Regions from separate parts of the Homo sapiens genome. Here region 1 is linked to region 2. The links are chromatin contacts, found by Hi-C or POLR2A ChIA-PET in ENCODE. All regions are on one chromosome and are shown on one strand. Each heading gives the region's core, a stretch centred on a gene start or an enhancer-like site at or near the end of the contact. The rest is flanking DNA. Distances are from core to core; before and after follow the strand shown. Region 1 overlaps AP2S1 (adaptor related protein complex 2 subunit sigma 1). Region 2 overlaps STRN4 (striatin 4).

Evidence for each region. Hi-C counts contacts between places; a loop is a spot of excess contacts on that map. ChIA-PET counts read pairs that join two places held with the same protein, here RNA polymerase II (POLR2A). Pooled maps may share reads with other maps.
Region 1: a pooled map shows a loop between it and region 2 (2.9-fold over the local background). The contact joins two enhancer-like sites. A Hi-C loop is called at or near these places in 2 of 168 maps with a recorded cell type or tissue (CD8-positive, alpha-beta T cell and naive thymus-derived CD4-positive, alpha-beta T cell), 1 of 37 single-sample maps with no recorded cell type and 10 of 50 pooled maps. POLR2A ChIA-PET finds 5 or more read pairs at or near these places in 13 of 52 experiments (A673, AG04450, BJ and 10 more).

Annotation. Positions count from the first base shown.
Region 1 is chr19:46,839,386-46,844,040 of GRCh38, reverse strand. It overlaps AP2S1 (adaptor related protein complex 2 subunit sigma 1), which reads left to right. Exons shown (of 5, transcript NM_004069.6): 3 at 4,463-4,576. Among named protein-coding and RNA genes, the nearest start is that of AP2S1, 9.1 kb to the left of the region's middle. Within about 2 kb of position 3,405, at least 14 of the 41 ENCODE cell types and tissues checked have a DNase peak (open chromatin) inside an H3K27ac peak, as active enhancers do.
Region 2 is chr19:46,726,742-46,730,979 of GRCh38, reverse strand. It overlaps STRN4 (striatin 4), which reads left to right. Exons shown (of 18, transcript NM_013403.3): 6 at 107-248; 7 at 2,203-2,362; 8 at 2,973-3,086; 9 at 3,434-3,528. Among named protein-coding and RNA genes, the nearest start is that of PRKD2, 12 kb to the right of the region's middle. RefSeq lists enhancers at 1-392, 1,829-2,372, 2,917-3,460. Within about 2 kb of position 2,084, at least 14 of the 41 ENCODE cell types and tissues checked have a DNase peak (open chromatin) inside an H3K27ac peak, as active enhancers do.

The DNA of each region.
Region 1 (4,655 bases), core at 2,156-4,655, 110 kb before region 2:
TACTCGGGAGGCTGAAGCAGGAGAATCGCTTGAATCCAGGAGGCAGAGGTTGCAGTGAGCCGAGATCGTGCCATTGCACTCCAGCCTGGGCAACAGAACAAGACTCCTCTCAAAAAAAAAAGAAAGGTTGTTTTTGTTTTTTGGTGTTTTTTAGAGACACGGTCTTGCTCTGTCTCCCAGGCTAGAGTACAGTGGTGCAATTACAGCTCACTGTACCCTCCCAGGCTCAAGCAAGCCTCCCACCTCAGCTTGCCAAGTGGCTGGGACTACAGGCATGCACCTCCATGCCCATCTAATTTTTAAATTTTTTTTTCTTTTCAGGTGGGTTCTCACTCTGTTACCTAGGCTAGAGTGCAGTGGTGCGATCTCAGCTCACTGCAACCTCTGCCTCTCGGGGTCAAGCAATTCTCCCACCTCAGCCTCCCGAGTAGCTGGGACCATTGGCATGTGCCACCAATGCCGTACTAATTTTTGTATTTTTGGTAGAGACAGGGTTTCGCCATGTTGCCCAGGCTGGTCTCGAACTCCTGAGCTCCAGCGATCCGCCCACCGCAGCTTCCCAAAGTCCTAGGATTACAGCCATGAGTGACCACGCCTGGCTAATTTTTAAATTTTTCGTAGAGATGGGGTATTGCTATGTTGTCCAGGCTGGTCTTGAACCATGGAGGGTTTTGAGCAGAGCATGGCCATTGGCCGACTTGAGGCTGCGCTATAGGGCAAGAGCATAGAGGAGACTGCTCGGAGAGAGGTGGCTGCAGTGGTCCAGGTGGGAGATGCTGGTGACCGGACCAGCATGGAAGCCGTCGGTGTGGCCAGGAGCGTTTTGGAGGTGGACCCAGCTGAATGGCCAAGAATTGGATGTGGAATGTGAGAGAAAGCAGAGCCAGGGCGACAATTAGATTTCCCACTTGAGCCCCCGGGTAGGATGGAGCTGTCATTATCTGATATGGGCAGATGGGAAGGGCAGGCGGAGGTGAAGATCAGGAGGGAAGTGTTGGGGGTCTGGCCCCGAGTATCGTCCACATCCCAGCAGAGATGTCCAGGAAGAAGTGACGAGTCAGGGTTCTTGGAGAGAGCTGGGTAGGATATGGAAACGGCATTTCTGCACATAGAGGGAAACCGAGGCCAAGGAGCTCACCGGGGAAGTGAGGATAGACCGAGGAGAGCACCAGAGGGCCACGTCTGCAGGCAGAGAGATGAGGGAGAGGAGAACCAAGAGATTGGGTGTCCCAGCAGCCAGGAGGGGGACAGGGTTGGACTTACCTCTCCAGGAGGAGGTCACTGGTGGTGTCACCAAGAGCAGCAGGTGGGAAGGGGGAGAGGAACTGGGTGTCGGGTGTTCTGGCTGTGTGGGCACCTTGCTGCTAATGTAGTGGCTGGTCCTGTGCTGAGGGCTGGGGCGCGGGAGGGGTCAGTGAGGCCCAATGATACAGGGGCAGCCGGAAAGTCCGGCTGGGCAAATGAGAATGTTACAGAGGAGGCTGACCCTCAGGTCTTGAGTTCCTCCATGCCTCCAGGATCCAGGCCCGCCCATTCATTCAGTTGTTCCTTTGTGCATGTATTCACCTAATGTTTCTGTGTGCCTCCTCTGTGATCAGCCCAGTGCTAGGTTCACAGCAGCACTGAGACAGCCTTGTGCTGCTTTGGGACTCATAGCCCAGGAAGGAACACAAGCCTGTCCTAGACAGTGACAACCACAGTAGGCAGGGCTGGGATCGAGGAGCCTGGCTGGGGGAGGGCACCTGACCCAGCCTGGGGGTCTGGAGGGCTTCCTGGAGGGGACTTGTGAGTGAAGATCAAAGGGAGGAGTAGGCAACTGGAAGATGCGGGCTATCCCTCTTGTTATTATTATTATTATTTGAGACAGGGTCTCACTCTGTGCCCCAGGCCGGAGTGCAGTGGTGCAATCATAGCTCACTGCAGCCTCCGCCTCCCAGGCTCAAGGGATCCTCCCACCTCAGACTCCTGAGTAGCTGGGACTACAGGGACCTGCCACCACGCCCAACTAATTTTTTGTATGTTTTATAGAGATGGGTCTTGATATGTTGCCTAAACTGCTCTTGAACTCCTGAGATCAAGCCTTGGCCTCCCAAAGTGCTGGGATGATAGGCATGAGGCCCGGCACCTGGCCGTCGTCCAATCTCTGTCTGACTCGCACTGTCCCGCCTCCCGCTTTCCTTTATTAGCAGCCCAGTGAGGACATTGGTCCCGCCTGAACCATCCAGGATTATCGCCCCATCTCATGCTTCTTAACTTCGTCACAAGTTGAGACTGCAGAGTCCCTTTTTGCCATATAAGGTCCCATATTCACAGGGTGTGGGATTAGGATGTGGATGTCTTTGGGGGCCATTACCTGTGCCAGCCCTTTGCAGGGCAACATGGAGGACACAGTGTGACAGCTCCAGCTTCCCCCACAGGCTCAGTCCAATGGGGAGACAGACCCATCCCCAGACAGTGGCGACCAGCAGTGGTCAGGCTGGGGCAGGGCAGGGGTGGGGCAGTGGCGTGGGATGTTCAGAGGGGACACCTGCCCCAGCCTGCAGGATGAGAGAATGTGCTTCTCTGAGAGAATGTAGCTGGAGGAGAGATGGGGGTCTGCAGCAGATCCCTGAGAAGCCTCGAAATTTAAAACAGGAAGGGAGGCTGGAAAGATGGAGCAGTAGCTGGAGGCGGAGGAGGGTGAGAGCCAGAAAAGCTGGATTGCAAGAAGAGAGGAGCACTGATGATCAGTGTCAGCTCATTTACCCGTGGATTACATGTAGGCCTTACTGTAATCACACCAGAAAACATACTCAGGCTGGGCTCACGCCTGTAATCCCAGCACTTTGGGAGGCAGAGGCAGGTGGATCATCTGAGGTCAGGAGTTGGAGACCAGCCTGGCCAACATGGTAAAACCTCATCTCTACTAAAAATACAAAAATTAGCCAGGCGTGGTGGTGCACACCTGTATTCCTAGCTACTCAGGAGGCTGAGGCAGGAGAATTGCTTGAACCTGGGAGGCAGAGGTTGCAGTGAGCCAAGATTGCGCCGCTGCACTCTGGCCTGGGCGACAGAGTGAGACTGTCTCAAAAAAACCAAAAAACAAAAAAAACCCTGAAAACATGCTTGGAGTATAGCAATGAACAAGAGATTGAGCTGAAAAAATGAGTAAAAAGCTATTAGCTGGGTGTGGTGGCGCGCCTGTAATCCCAGCTACTCGGGAGACTGAGGCAGGAGAATCGCTTGAACCCAAGAGGCAGAGATTGCAGTGAGCCGAGATCGAGCCACTGCTCTCCAGCCTGGGCGTCAGAGCCAGACTCAAAAAAAAAAAAAAAAAAAAATGCCGAAGACTGATGCTGGCACTCATAGCTGTCAGCAGGTGGCGACACAGGCACACCCCAGACCTAGAGCTGCTGTTTTTTTGTGTTTTTTGAGACAGGGTCTCCCGGGCTGGAGTGCAGTGATGGGAACGTGGCTCACAGCAGCTTTGACCTCCCAGGCTCAGGTCATCTCCCCACCTCAGCCTCCCGAGTAGCTGGGACCACAGGTACACGCCACCATACCCAGCTAAGTTTTGTACTTTTGTATAGATGGGGTTTCACCATGTTGCCCAAGCTGGCCTGAAACTCCTGGGCTCAAGTGATCCTCTCGCCCGGCCTCCTGGAGTGCTGGGATTTTTTTTTTTTTTTTTTTTGTAATGAACCTGACATTGAGAACATATAGAACTGAACTGGATTTTCAGGTTTTGGCCAAAGACATTGTACTTTGCAACCCAGTATGCATATATATCTGTCTTTGTCTACTTAACACGCGCATAAAATGAGAATCCATGTCCCTGATCCTGGCATGTTTGTTCACGGTGTGTGTCTGTGTTACTATTGCTAACTGTGTATATCGCATTTCAGTGAGGGCAGGACAAGGACCCAGGATCGTCTTGGTGGCAGTGGTAACCCTCCTCCCCACACTGCCTATCACAGGCCTGGCATAGAGTAGCTGCTCAGGAAGTATTTGTTAAATAATTGAGTTAATTAATTCCAGGCTAAGGGATGTGACTGTCTCCAGAGGTAGCAGGAAGTCACAGAAGGGAGTGGCAAGGTTGCATGGACACTATTGAACACGTCAGGCTCCCGCCCAGCCCCGGGCTTTTGCTATCTGCTTAGAACATTCCTGCCTATCCTCCAGCTCTCAGCTCCGATACCCCCTCCTCCAGGAAGCCCTCCTGACTCTCCAGGATCAGAGGGGGTTAGGCACCCTCTTTGGGCTCTCACAGCCCATCCTGTCCATTCTGGGGATGCCTGCCCCCGCTGCACTGTGAGCAGGGTTAGGGCTGTCTCGGTCACTGCTGTGACCCCAGCACAGGGCCAGGCACAGAGCTGGGCCTCGGGACCACGTATGGAGTGAAGGAGTGAATGTTTTGGCCCCACTCTGTCTGGCACGTTAGGTCCTGGCAATCTCCGTTGCTGACAGCCTCTCTGTTCTGCAGTTCCGGAACTTTAAGATCATTTACCGCCGCTATGCTGGCCTCTACTTCTGCATCTGTGTGGATGTCAATGACAACAACCTGGCTTACCTGGAGGCCATTCACAACTTCGTGGAGGTACGGCGGGAGAGGGATGTAAGGTGGGGAGGCGGGTGGGCAGCCCTGGAGTGGCCCCCAAGGCCTGGGAACCCTCCCT
Region 2 (4,238 bases), core at 835-3,334:
TTAGCTGGGTCTGGGCTCTGGCCACCAAGCCTGGGAGGGCACCTTCCTATCTGAGCTTTGACACCTGCCAGGACTCATGCCTCCTCTGCTCTGCTGTCTTTGGCAGGAACGCGGCAGGCAAAGATGGCAAAGAGCGCTTGGGCGGCTCAGTGCTGGGGCAGATCCCCTTCCTGCAGAACTGCGAGGACGAAGACAGCGACGAGGACGATGAGCTGGACAGCGTGCAGCACAAGAAGCAGCGTGTGAAGGTGAGCCCTTCCTCCATGCCCTGCACAGCCTGGCCTGGGTGTGACCTGATCGAAGCCCTTCCGAGTCAGCCTGGGCCTTCAGGGGCTGCGGTGTGTGCTGGCAGCAGGGATATGGAGACACACAGGCCCTGGCCTGGAGGAGCTTGTGGCCAGCAGCGGCCTTGTAAATAGTCATGTGCAGAAGGACGCGTTGTGGTGGAGGCAGGGGCATGTGCCTATGAAGGAGGCACCTGTGGCAGATGGCCTCGGAGCTTTCCCTGAGCCCCGGGCTTCCCATTAGCGGGTCCCTTTGCCTAGGTCCCCTTTCTTTCCTCCTTTAGACTCAGCTCAGACACCCCCTCCTCCAGGAAGCCTTCTCTGACTCACCCTGGGCTCCCTTCCCTGGCCCTGGCCACTCTGGGGTCCTCCCTGTCTGGTCTGTATTCCTCCTGACCTCTCCCTGGGAGGGACTGGGCCTGTGTGGGCCTCCACTGCATCTCCAGTATCCCCAGTGTGGCTCAGCACAGAGTCGCACCCCAAGTAGAGTGGTGTGCACGGAGCCGCAGCACTGCAGGAGGCCTAGAGGAAGAGCAGGAGGGCTGAGTCCAGGGTCTCAAATGCTGGCCCCTGGTCCAGACGCTTGGTCCTTCCCACCCCTCTGAGAATTTCTAGTCCTTTTCCACCCCTCCACCCATTCCATCAGGAATCATCCGTGGTGTTTGCACCCCTTCGGGCCCACACCCTTGGGCTGGCTGGTTGGGTAGGGCTCTCTGTCTCTACGCAGCAGCCCTCCATCGAGGCCCAGCTGGGAACCCAGGGGACTGCCCATGGCTCCCAGGGGGCCCTGGCCCAGCTGCGTGAGTTCTGGCCCACACTTCTTTGTCTTGGCTTCAGTCTCCTCACCCTTTAGATGGGGCTGAGTCCCTCCGTCTGAGTTGTTGAGGATTTAATTAGAATGAGCTGGTGCCCAGGAAGCCCTCAGCTGCATGGTGGCTGTCCCCCAAGTGCTCAGTAGGTGTTAGTGGCGCTGGTGGCACTTGGTAGTGGTGGAGCCCTCATGGTTCCAGGCACTGTTGGCAGAGCACAATTGCCACTCGTGTGCCCCTCAGAGCACCTGTGGTGGTTCTCTCCTCTGGAGTCCTGAGCCCGGCCGCTGCCTTTCTGGGCATGCTGTCTAAACCCTCCCCTTCCCCATTCTTTGCACAAGTGTTGAATAAACCTTGGCCCTAGGTCTTCTCCATGCCCCTTCCCTCTGGTCCCCCCCATGCAGGTCAGAGGCTGGCCCCTCACTGGTGCCCGAGAGGTGTCGCCAAACTCAGCCTGGGGGGCTGACATGTGGAAGGGGTCAGCCACGCCCTGGAGGAGTTCACAGTGGGCAGAGCTTGGCCTTGGTGACCTAGGGCAAGTGGGTTCCTGCTGCTCAGCCTGTCTCCTGGCCTGTAATGTGGGAATGATAATGACAGTGTTCACGGTAGCTGTTCGCAGGGTTGGGGGTTAAGTGAAGTCGTGTCTGCGAGGGGTAGTCAGTGGTCATTCAGTGAGTGGAATTTGCTCTTGTGCCAGCACGGCTGCTGGTGCTGTGTTTATCGCTGCAATGCTGTGGTCCATTCATCCTCACTTGTTTGCACCTCCGTATATTCACACACGGACACCAGTGCATATCTGCCCTCCCTGCAGGCAGATTGTTGCATTATCTGACTTTTCTTCATCCGAGGCACCTTGCTGGGGGACTGGAGCAGGCTGAGCCCTGGCTAGGGGAAGGACTGCGTGAGGGTGGGGTCAGGCCGACCGGCCCTAGTGGTAGCAGCTGTCCAAGGCCCAGCAGGGGGCGCTCCAGGGCAGCTGGCTGGCGGCTGAGGCAGCCCCATGAACAGAAACGGGCCCAGAGCCCCGGCTTACCTGTTCCTAGGCACGGAGGTGGCTTAGTCTCTGGACAAGAGGCCCCCTGACTTGTCTGGCTTTCTCCATGTGCCAGCTCCCATCCAAGGCTCTGGTGCCCGAAATGGAAGACGAGGATGAGGAAGACGACTCTGAGGATGCTATCAATGAGTTTGATTTCCTGGGCTCAGGAGAGGATGGGGAAGGGGCTCCAGACCCTCGGCGGTGCACTGTGGATGGGAGCCCCCATGAGCTGGGTGAGCTGACGTTTTCTGGCCAGCCCCCGCTTGCCTTCCCCACCGAGGGGGTGGGAGCAGGCTCAGCTGCCCGCAGCTGCTTCCTGTACAGGGTCTCTCTACCGGACGGATATGTTTCCTGAGAGGAGGGTAGCCAAGGAGAGCAGGAGGCCCAGGTCATGGCCGCCGGCCCCTCACCCCTTCCCTGGAAAATCCCCATGGAGACGCAGGCAGTCCTGGCTCTTCCTGAAGTGGGGCCGCCAGCCCTCCAGGGCGGGCGTCCAGCTCTGGCTGGCCTCAAGGAGGGAACAGGATGAGGACCCAGTCGGGGAGAGGCAGGTGGGAGGGCCGCATCTTCCTCCCTGTCCTGTGACTCCTAGCTAGGAGGGCTCTCAGGATACGTGGGATGGGTGGCTGGGGCCTGAGGCCTAGGCAAGGCAGTGACCTGCCCACTGCCCCACGGAGGGGCCCAATCAACCTCCTCTCCTCTGCCCATTCCCCCCCTCCCCCAGGGCCAGAGCTTCACAGCCCCACAGAGTGGCAGGGGGCCCTCAGTGTGGGGAAGGCGTCACCTATGCCAGACTGGGTTGGAACTGCTGGGTGACTCCGGCCCTATGCCTCGACCCTGCAGAAAGCCGTCGGGTCAAACTCCAAGGCATTCTGGCTGACCTGCGGGATGTGGATGGGCTGCCCCCAAAAGTGACTGGCCCGCCTCCTGGCACACCCCAGCCCCGGCCACATGAAGGTAAGAGGCACCCCCCACCTGGTCCCAGTCCTGCGGGCCCATGGCAGAGGGAGGCTGCAGAGCTGAGCCCAGGGCTTCTGTGTCTTCAGGGTCGAGGCCCAGCCTCCAGTCTGCAGCCTCCCTGCCCCAAAAGTTCGTCTGTCTGTCTGTCTCCCTCTCTTTTTGTCTGTCCTGCCCTGTCTGTCTCTCTGTCTCTTTCCAGCTGTGATTCTTCATCTTGTCCTCTCCCCGTCTCTCTCTCTTGCTCTTTATCTCTTTCTCTGCCTCTCTCTGTCATTCTCTCTCTCCCTGGCCCTCTCTGCCCCTCCCTCCCCTCCCCCTACCAGGTTCCTTTGGCTTCTCCTCAGACGTCTTCATCATGGACACTATCGGGGGCGGGGAGGTGAGCCTGGGGGACTTGGCAGATCTCACCGTCACCAACGACAACGACCTCAGCTGCGATGTAAGTTCTCCGGGTGCCCCCCACACTGTCCCCATTGGCATTGCGCCCAGGGCCAGCCCCTGCAAGCTCTGACTGGGTGCCGCCCGTGCCCTGCTCATCCTGTTTCACAGAGGGGTGCAGATGTAGACAGTGGAGGGACTTGACTGCGGTCGCCAAGGCGCAGGGCCTGGAAGACTCTGGAGCCTGTGTTTTAATCACAGTTCCACGGCTCCTCCACTCTGCCCCTCCCACCCTGGTGATTTGGAATGCAGGAAGATGACCTGTAGCCACCCCCTGCTCTGCCAAGTCAGGCCAATCTAGTGTGAATGGGCAGCTGGGCTGAAATGAAATGTTCCGGGCCTCAGTGGACGGGCCTCTGGCCATCTGGGAGCCTTTGGCCAGCTGGGAGCCTTTGGCCAGCTGGGAGCTTTTGGTGTGGGTGTATGTGCACATTTTACTGTGACAGAATGGGATTTCCAGTGTTGGTGACCCTAGTAAGGCTGGGTGGGGACTGCTGTGAGATTCAGGAAGGGGGGTCAGAGCAGAGGCCTGAGAAGTGGAGTGTGCCATGGGGTCCCTCTGCACGCCCCAAGATGTCATTTCATCTTGGGGAAGTGCAGTGTTCTGAGCCCCGCTAGGGGAGGGGGTGAGTGAACCACACAGTAGCAGATCCTCTGACCCTAAAGAACTGTGGCAGAAGGGACAGCTAAGGCAGGGACGTCAGCTGGGAG